Regions from separate parts of the Homo sapiens genome. Here region 2 is linked to region 1. The links are chromatin contacts, found by Hi-C or POLR2A ChIA-PET in ENCODE. All regions are on one chromosome and are shown on one strand. The core of a region is the stretch at or near the end of the contact, and the rest is flanking DNA. Distances in the headings are between cores, read along the strand shown. Region 1 overlaps DUS4L-BCAP29 (DUS4L-BCAP29 readthrough). Region 2 overlaps LAMB1 (laminin subunit beta 1).

Region 1 (4,523 bases), core at 1,041-3,540:
AAATTAACAGTTAAAAACCTTGTTGTGAAGCATATGAAGCAATACCTGGCACAATGTTAACTATTATTTATAGCTAAGGAACTTTGAGGCCCATTAACATAGGTGATTTGTGCTAGGTCACATGTTGGAACTAGCACCTAAGTCTCTCGGATCTCAGGGTAATGCAGTTTCCACTGGATAATGTGTCTCTGATAGAGAATGAAGAGGTATGGCTGGGCGCGGTAACTCTTGCCTATAATCCCAGCACTTCTGGAGGCCAAGGTGGGAAGACTGCTTGAGGCCAAAAGTTTGAGATCAGTCTGGGGAGGAAGGGAGGGAAGGAGAGGAAAGGAAAGAAAGGAAGGAAGGACAAAACAAAGGGGGTGTTTTCACAAGCTTATCTTTCCTTAGCTTATTTTTCAAAACCTACATGAAGTACCTTGAAACAGACGTCATCTTTTATATTCTCACTTATGGCCTTTGTTGGTCACTTTATTGGTCAATTAGTTATACTCTGGGCACTGACAGCTGCTTTTATGTGCTGCTCAAAGACTTTCTCCCCACTGTGTACTGGCTTTAGCCCAGCATATCTGTGCCTCCTCTGATTGGGTCACAGCTATGCAGGAAGCAGCAAATCAGGACAGTATGGAAACAAAGGAGAGGAAAACAAACAAACAGAAAGAATAAATCACGCAGGGTCAAGGAATTGGTAATCATGACATAAGTTTCCTTGCATGGGTAAATGGTTCTGAAAACAATTCCAAGAGAAAAGTTGCAAAAGTATTTTGAGGAAGGTGCTTTTTTTAAAAGGGCAAGACTAATTTAAGTGTATTAAGTATGGTATGTATGAAAAAAATAACACTTTCCATTTTCTTAGAGCTAAAGAATAAGAGAAAAACAATTGAAGAGGAAAAAAAGCAGTGTTCTGATGGTTACAAATCATTACTCCAAAATGATGTGTATAATTTTAAATTAAGATATGTACATGATCAGTTGTTCTATAAATACAAGGCTGCGTGCTTTTGAGTTTAGTTAACACTATCAATCAAAGCTTTAATGACTGTGTTTTTATTTTTGCCACTGTGAAATGAGATCAAAAGATAGAAAATAAAGGAATAACATTAAAGATTTCAAATATTATGTGCAATTATCAATCTAGCATCAATGACGTTTCTCTGCTTTCTATAAACCAATCATTTAAAAGAAAACGAAAATCTAGGCTTAAAAATACTTTAACTGAAAAAGAAATAGAAACAGTTATAAAGACTTGCTTTAGATTATAAAGTAAACTTAACGGTAATGAAGGAATTAAAATTCATATTCCCAGAATACTATTTTCTCCTTAAATCACAGAAAATAGGTCCAATGGTATAAATCCACTATGGAGAAAAAGCAAATCTAAATAATAGTAAAAATATTAGTGTGAACAAGCATTTCTAAAGAACAGTAAAACTATTCTTGAAATAATCATTACATAAAATATTGTTAATTATGGTCATTTTCTGCTTATAAAATATAAAAATGCTCTTTTTGATGCTGAAAACAAATACATTACTCCTCGGGAACACCAACAACATTTAATTTTTACAAAGAAAATTAAATACCCTTTTTAGTTTTTCGTTTTCTTCCATAAATTTTTTGGCAGCCTTGTTAGTATTTTCTGCTTGAGTTTTAAGTACACCTTTGTTTGACAGTTCTTTTGCCAGTTGAGTAATAAGCGTAACCAGACGTCTCAAAACTCTAAGAAAAAAAACCAGAATAATGTATTACTGGCCAATCACCAGAAACTTATTTTAAAACAGTCATTGCCAAATTACTCCCCATTAGATATAGGTGTGGTGGTGGCAGATAATGTTTAGGCAGAACCCATTATTCTTTTTTTAATTCAAGTCTCTTAGTAAAAACAGGCCCGTGTCTCATTCCTTTGGAATCTTTGTTAGAAGACCAGCATTTAGAATACAGGTTCAGTGGTACTTATTTGTTTTCCTGTAGAAGGCTTTAGCTTGGAGGAATAGAAACAGGAAAATTTCAGACAGTGTGACAGGGCCAGTAGGAGAATTATTTTTTTTGGCCCAGTTCAAATTCTGCTATTTAAGGAACATTGTGTAAGGTCAAACAAGCCGAAGAACAGCTCATTCACATCCGTTTATGTGTAACTGCCATTGTTAGAAGAAATAGTGATGACTATCTTCAATTATTCATTCAGCAGACATTCCTTTACTCAGGAACTGCTAAGTGTTAAGACACTCTGCCAGGCACTGCAGACACAGCGGAAAACAGCAAAGTCCATGCCCTCAGGGGTTTAGCTCCTAGTTGTGGAAGCAAAAGTTAAAACAGTATTTAATTACAACCATGAATGACACTAGAAAATGAAGTATATATACATTCTTTGAGCACCTGTAAGAGAAGACCTACCTACTTTGTGGGTAGTGATGGCCACAGAAGGCTTTGAGAAAGAGGCTAATGGATGAGTAAGAGTTAGCCAGGAAATGAGGAAAGAAAAGAGTGTTCTGGCAAAAGGAAGAGCTTGTGTAAAGACCCTAAAATGGGAAAGAGTTAGGTACACCACAGAACTCAATCAATATCTGTTGCAAGATGGAATGAATGAATAAATGGTGAAGGTCTGTAAGGGTGGAATGTATTGTACATCTCAGAGACACGTATGAGACAAGGCTCCAAAGAGAGGCAGGAGCCTAATCATTCAGGGCCTTATGGACTGGGCAAACCTACAAGCTGTTAACTACTGTTTGTTATTTGGGTATATCATCTGAATTCTTTTACAAAGATGTTATAAAAAAATCTACAGGCCGGGCGCGTTGGCTCACATCTGTAATCCCAGCACTTTGGGAGGCCGAGGCGGGAGGATCATGAGGTCAGGAGATCGAGACCATCCTGGCTAACCCAGTGAAACCCTGTCTCTACTGAAAATACAAAAAAATTAGCAGGGCACAGTGGCAGGCGCCTGTACTCCCAGCTACTCAGGAGGCTGAGGCAGGAGAATGGTGTGAACCCAGGAGGTGGAGCTTGCAGTGAGCCGAGATCGCGCCACTGCACTCCAGTCTGGGCGACAAAGCGAGACTCCATCTTAAAAAACAAACAAACAAACAAACAAACAAAACTACAGTAGGCTGGGTACAGTGACTGTAATCTCCGTACTTTGGGAGGCTGAGGTGGGAGGATCACTTGAGGCCAGGAGTTTGAGACCAGTCTGGGCAACACAGTGAGACCCCATCTCTACAAAAAATTTAAAAATTAGCCCTACATGGTGGTGTGCCGCCTGTAGTCCTAGAAATGAGAGGTTGAAGAGGCAGGATCACTTGAACCCAGGAGTTTGAAGTTACAGTGAGCTATGAAGGCACCACTGCACTGCAGCCTGGGCAACAGAGCGAAAGGTTGTCTCTCTTAAAAAAAAAAAAAATCTACAGTAAAGGTGGACAAAATGAGAAAGGAAAGCATAAGTCATGTTTTTAAATTGTGCTTCTATTATTATTTTTTACTTACAGCCAAAAAAATAGGGAAAATCCAGAAATGTAAAGATTTCTTTGAGACCTAAAAAGTTTCATCTGTGTGTGTTCATAGGCATCAGGTCTGCTGGTGGAGCTCTTCTCAATGGTATGAACTGAGGAATATTTCCTTACTTCTCTCACAGCATCTATTACAGAACAAAAGAAAACAGTACTTTTGGCTTTTACGAATATAAGCTTGTTAAAAATGGAAAGCAGTTTTAGAAAAACTGACCAAACTTTTAAATAATGGACTTTAGGCAGAGGCGACCTTTATGTCATTCCGTCTACAGTACCCGGGAACTTTTCATGCTCAAAGTAGGTGCTCTATAAATGGACACTAGTAGCAAATTTTGAATTACTATAGCATTTTTAAAATTATTCATCTAGTACTTACCATCATTTTATTGTTTCTCATCTCTAACTACACTGCAAACTATTATCCTTTACATTTTCTGTCTCTAAGATGACTAAAATTCAGCCTATTGACAATGACAGATGTCATATCCCATTACAATCAATTCCAAGAGACTATCCCATTTCTCTTACTACACTAGCATTTTATTACATATTATTACTTTAAATGATTGAGATTTTCAAAATATTTGGTTATACTGAAATTTCCACTGGCATAAGTTTGTTAACATGGGATTTGATCTGTGGTGGCATACACTCCTCCGACTAGTGCATAGCAGCTGCTACTGGAAAGGTTCAGATAGCTGCTCCTTTGATGCTTTCAGTTCTGGGAAGTCTCAGATGCAGGGGAACCACTTCTTTCCAGTGGAAAATAGATATCAGCTTATAAGGGTCTACATTGAGTGCATTCTTAGTTCCTGGATTCTTGTATGTACTAGGGAAGGCATCTGCCTTATAAGGTCTCAAAAGCCAGTGGAAGTATATGAACAAGTTTGAATGCTCCCCTTTCATGCGACCAACAGAAGTCTTGGGTAAGAGTTATTGCCACACAAGGAGACTCCAGTTAGAAAACTGGGGCCTTTTTGACTACTATTTTATTTTTAGCAGCTTTATTGAGATGTAATT
Region 2 (4,811 bases), core at 1,238-3,737, 340 kb before region 1:
CAAACCTGCCACTCGAGAGCTTGGAATGTAGGGGGAGAACAAAGACAATAAAAAGATAAACTAGCAATACAAGGCAGGATGTGGTGAGGGCCAAATGAATGGGCCACAAACACACACCTCTGGGTTGAAAGGATGGTGATGTTATAGCAGATCTCAGGACCCTCAGTATAACTGGTTCTGGGAGATGTTCCATTAGAAAGTTTTTCAGAGGAAGGCCGGGCGCGGTGGCTCACGCCTGTAATCCCAGCACTTCGGGAGGCCAAGGTGGGCGGATCACAAGGTGAAGAGATGGAGACCATGCTGGCCAACATGGTGAAACCCCGTCTCTACTAAAAATACAAAAATTAGCTGGGCATGGTGGTGCATGCCTGTAGTCCCAGCTATTTAGGAGGCAGAGGCAGAATAGCTTGAACCCGGGAAGTGGAGGTTGCAGTGAGCCGAGATCATGCCACTGCACTCCAGCCTGGGAGACAGAGTGAGACTCTTCCAAAAAAAAAAAAAGTTTTTCAGAGGCAAATCACAGCTATTGACCCAAGAGTGGCTCACACCTGTAATCTCAGCACTTTGGGAGGCCAAGGCAGGCAGATCACCTGAGGTCGGGAGTTCCAGACCAGCCTGACCAACATGGAGAAACACCGTCTCTTAAAAAAAAAAAAAAAAAAAAAAAAAAAAAAAAAAAAGCCGGGTGTGGTGGCGCATGCCTGTAATCCCAGCTACTCGGGAGGCTGAGGCAGGGGAATTGCTTGAACCCAGCCAGGAGGCAGAGGTTGCAGTGAGCCGAGATCGCGCCATTGTACTCCAGCCTGAGCAACAAGAGCAAAACCTCCGTCTCAAAAAAAAAAAAAAATCCGAGAAAGCATGAATCTGTTGTGCTTTGCCACAGTTGACATTGCACTTCAGGAGGATTATTTTCTTTTATGAAGGTATGTAAGTGTCCTTGCATGCCTAGACTAAAATGAGGTTAGGGCTTCATTTGGCAAAGACGTTTGGATTCTGATTGCAAGTTAACCCTGAGTCCGATGCTGAAAAACGAAAAATGGTTTAAGATGTGCCCCTGCCCTTGGAGTCCACAATCCAGTTAGGGAAATAAGATAGTATATTCTTTATTTATTCCTGTCTTTCCTCAGAATGGGTGGAAGCCCAGCGATAAGATGTTAGCATAAGGCCTTTCGTAATTCAAACCCTGTATAAATACTTTCAAATGTCAGATGTTGATATAAAAATGATTTGGTCACCTGAAATTTGGGAATCTAAGCCAGGGTTCAAGGGCACAGCCACTGTGCTAAGTAATCTCAGCCACAGCTACTGGCCAAGAACACATTTTGTCCTGTACGGCACGTGATTTTCCTGTGCCATTTGGCTTTGCATGAGGTGCCAACCCTATTGGGCCTGTGAGACGCTGAGACTGAATGGCTCCCAAGATCCCTGCTTGTAGTACTGGCAGTGGTCATCACAATGGCAGACACCCCCAAGTTAGATTATACTTAGTTGAAAGCCTTTAAACTGGATACTTAGAATTCCTTTGGGTTTTGTTTTGTTTTGATCATGTTTATTGCATTTCATCAAGTATGTTTTGTTGTGAGATAGAGTCAGGTACGTAAAGAGCTTCTCATTTGTGATGTATCCGATGCCAGGTGGCACATTATCAGGATGTAACCTGGATTGTTTGTACAGACATGGTCTGTGGGGAAATCCTAAGTAAGGGGGAGGCAAAGGCAGGACGGAGGTGAAGAGTATAGACTCCGGAGTTGCAAAGAACTGAATCAGAATTCTGGCGTGGCCTTTTCCTTGCAGTGAGACTTGGGGCATGTTACATAATCTCTCTGATCTCTGAGTTCCCACATCTGTGAAATAGTGATTATTATAACACGTATCCCATAGGGTTATTGTGAGAGTTAAATGGGATCATTCATATAAAACATTTCTGTTTAAAGTATTATTACTGCTAAGAAGGGGTTAGCAACCACTGAAGTCACGCATGTGCTAGAGGAAGCTGCTACAGTCTCTACCTGAGCCATTGGTCAATTGTTGTCGATGGTTGACACCTTCCCATTTTCACAGTGAAGTGAGTATTCTAAATGCCACATCTTGTCACTGAGGTTCATGATTAAGTAGATCAGCTAGCATTGCTTATTCCCTTCTAGCCTGTGACTGTGACCCCAGGGGCATTGAGACGCCACAGTGTGACCAGTCCACGGGCCAGTGTGTCTGCGTTGAGGGTGTTGAGGGTCCACGCTGTGACAAGTGCACGCGAGGGTACTCGGGGGTCTTCCCTGACTGCACACCCTGCCACCAGTGCTTTGCTCTCTGGGATGTGATCATTGCCGAGCTGACCAACAGGACACACAGATTCCTGGAGAAAGCCAAGGCCTTGAAGATCAGTGGTGTGATCGGGCCTTACCGTGAGACTGTGGACTCGGTGGAGAGGAAAGTCAGCGAGATAAAAGACATCCTGGCGCAGAGCCCCGCAGCAGAGCCACTGAAAAACATTGGGAATCTCTTTGAGGAAGCAGAGTAAGTAGTTAATGAGCCAGAGGAATTACTCATAAAGCTGAAAAAATATTGTGAGTTAACAGCAAAGATTTCCTGGCATGGTGCTTCCATCAGGAGGTTTTGTTAGTCCTGTGGGTGAGAACAGATTCTGAGCCATTTATTTTCCAGCAGTCTTGACTGGGCATTTGGGTGAGTGAACGTTGGCACATCAGTGGGGACCAGCCTTCTGGAGGCTGCAGTACAGAATATGCAAGCATTATATTCAGTGCTCCTCCTTGCAAATCATGTTCTAAGTCAGTAAAATGGGAGGAATGCTGGATTTAGAAGACAAAGATCCATAATTGAGTCTTGGCTCTGATGCTAGGCTTGTGAACTTGGATGACTCAATTCCTGAGCCTGTATTTTCTCTCCTGTGGAGAAGGGGTAGGATAATATATGCCATTACCTTATGAAGTAATGAAAGGATTTATATATAAAATAACAACAGGATTGCAGAAAATTATAAATTAAGTATTGCTACTATGGGGGAAATTCCATTACCTCAAAATAAGACTGCTTACTTCAAGTTTTTTCTGCTTCTCCGCCATTAGTCCACCAGACCAGTGCTTCATTCATCTAGTTATAACAGCTGCTCTATGCTGAAAAGTCCTCATCCCACCCCTTCTCTAGGTAATCTTCCCTCTGATTGGACAGTGTTTGTTAGTGGAAGCCTAGAGAATTGACCTTCTCAAGGATCATTTATCTACCCTTTCTCCTACCTCCCCTCTCTTGCCCCTAAACTTCCCAACTCCTTTTGCCAAAAAGGAACCCCCAAAACAGCACAATAAGACCTAAGTGCTAAAGGACAAAAATAGAAAAGGGTATGAGGCATCTGTGCTTCCCTAGATGCTATGGTTTTTTCACTGCAGACTCACCATCTAGGCCTGAGGGGACTGCTTCACAGTTAAATCCTGCACACTGAGGTGTTTATATGACGAAATGACAGTAACATTTTTTGTGTGTGATGAGACTTTAATCAGCACCTTTAAGAAGCCAGAGGGACTTTTCATCTCATACCAGGCATGAGTAGCAGAGGACAGCTGACATTAGCTCAAGCGACTTGAAGGAGGTCCTTCCTAGACCTAGATTTAAAGTAACTGGACCTTGATGTCAAGCCTTGGGTTTTATGCCCAAGACCATGTAGCTGGCCAGAGTGTTAGGAAACGTCTGATGTAGAGTGACAATGCATTTAGTGAGGCATTTTACCTCACTGAAAAGACTAAGCCTCCTAATGTGCAGAGATCACAGTTTTGGCAGGCCGTGGTCCGAATGCAAGCCCATTTAGGAAATGATCCTTGGCCTGGGTCTTAGGCATCTCTGGGAGGAAGAAAAAAATCTGGTGTCCTTTGAGAGCCTGCCAGAAGAGAGATTACATTCCCAAAACAGCTCTGTTTCTACCGTCACTATTCATTTAACTAGACAGATTGTAATAATCACAGGAAAACTAGTTCCATTACTCTTTTTTTTCAACATACTATCCAAGGATACATGTTTTAGGAACCAAAGTGGCCTTATTTTAAAATACGATGTTAGATTTGCTTGTTTTAAAAAAAATTGTATCATTTTATGAGACCTGAGAAGAAATGAAAGCCTTCTGTGAGTCATATAATTAATAAAAGCAAAGCACTGAAAAAAGAAACTATGTATATTAGCCTCAGGAAAAAAAGGCACTGAAATGTAATTTAATCTACCATTTTAAACCATCCCTTTAAGTACTTTTTCTTTGAGTTGGGTTATAGTTTTATCTCAGCCTTACATATCATTTTTCTAATGGCTCCCAACCTTTCAGCATCTTTACATTTTCCTGGTTTTTTATACTATTATATCGCCAAGAAGACAATTACATTCAATTAGGTGAACCAGTAATACCCAGAGGTAAAATCTGCTCAAATATTACTTTCTTTACAATACACATACAACCCTACCCACACCCACCTGGAGCACACTCGCATGTGCACACACACACCCATATCCACACTATGTACACAATAATATACAAATAGATGTCAAAAGTACGGCTTTGTAGGTTTGAAAGTACAGAACAAAATGCAGTTTAGATTCCAAATTAAATACTGTGAAAGCTAAATCTTCTTATTTCATTCTTAGTAGATGCTATTTTCTTATAAAAAATAAAAAGGCTGTTGGTAGAAGGAGGCCCCTCTGACGGAAGAGAGGAGTGTATGAAAGCTGATACTGGTGGCTCCTGTTGTCTTTGTGGCAGGCTATAGGGCTTCCCCTCTGCATGTTCCATCTTGAAGGAGATCCCTGAGGCTTAGGGA

The links. Hi-C counts contacts between places; a loop is a spot of excess contacts on that map. ChIA-PET counts read pairs that join two places held with the same protein, here RNA polymerase II (POLR2A).
Region 2: a loop to region 1 is called in a map of ascending aorta, with 2.2 times the contacts of the local background. The contact joins two enhancer-like sites. A Hi-C loop is called at or near these places in 1 of 168 maps with a recorded cell type or tissue (ascending aorta). POLR2A ChIA-PET finds 5 or more read pairs at or near these places in 1 of 52 experiments (Panc1).

The regions. Positions count from the first base shown.
Region 1 is chr7:107,593,063-107,597,585 of GRCh38, reverse strand. It overlaps DUS4L-BCAP29 (DUS4L-BCAP29 readthrough), which reads right to left. Exons shown (of 13, transcript NR_163941.2): 9 at 3,481-3,631; 10 at 1,584-1,719. It overlaps BCAP29 (B cell receptor associated protein 29), which reads right to left. Exons shown (of 8, transcript NM_018844.4): 4 at 3,481-3,631; 5 at 1,584-1,719. Among named protein-coding and RNA genes, the nearest start is that of BCAP29, 15 kb to the right of the region's middle. Within about 2 kb of position 2,290, at least 7 of the 41 ENCODE cell types and tissues checked have a DNase peak (open chromatin) inside an H3K27ac peak, as active enhancers do; they include ascending aorta, where a contact is called at or near this core.
Region 2 is chr7:107,937,692-107,942,502 of GRCh38, reverse strand. It overlaps LAMB1 (laminin subunit beta 1), which reads left to right. Exons shown (of 34, transcript NM_002291.3): 25 at 2,145-2,514. Among named protein-coding and RNA genes, the nearest start is that of DLD, 49 kb to the right of the region's middle. Within about 2 kb of position 2,487, at least 14 of the 41 ENCODE cell types and tissues checked have a DNase peak (open chromatin) inside an H3K27ac peak, as active enhancers do; they include ascending aorta, where a contact is called at or near this core.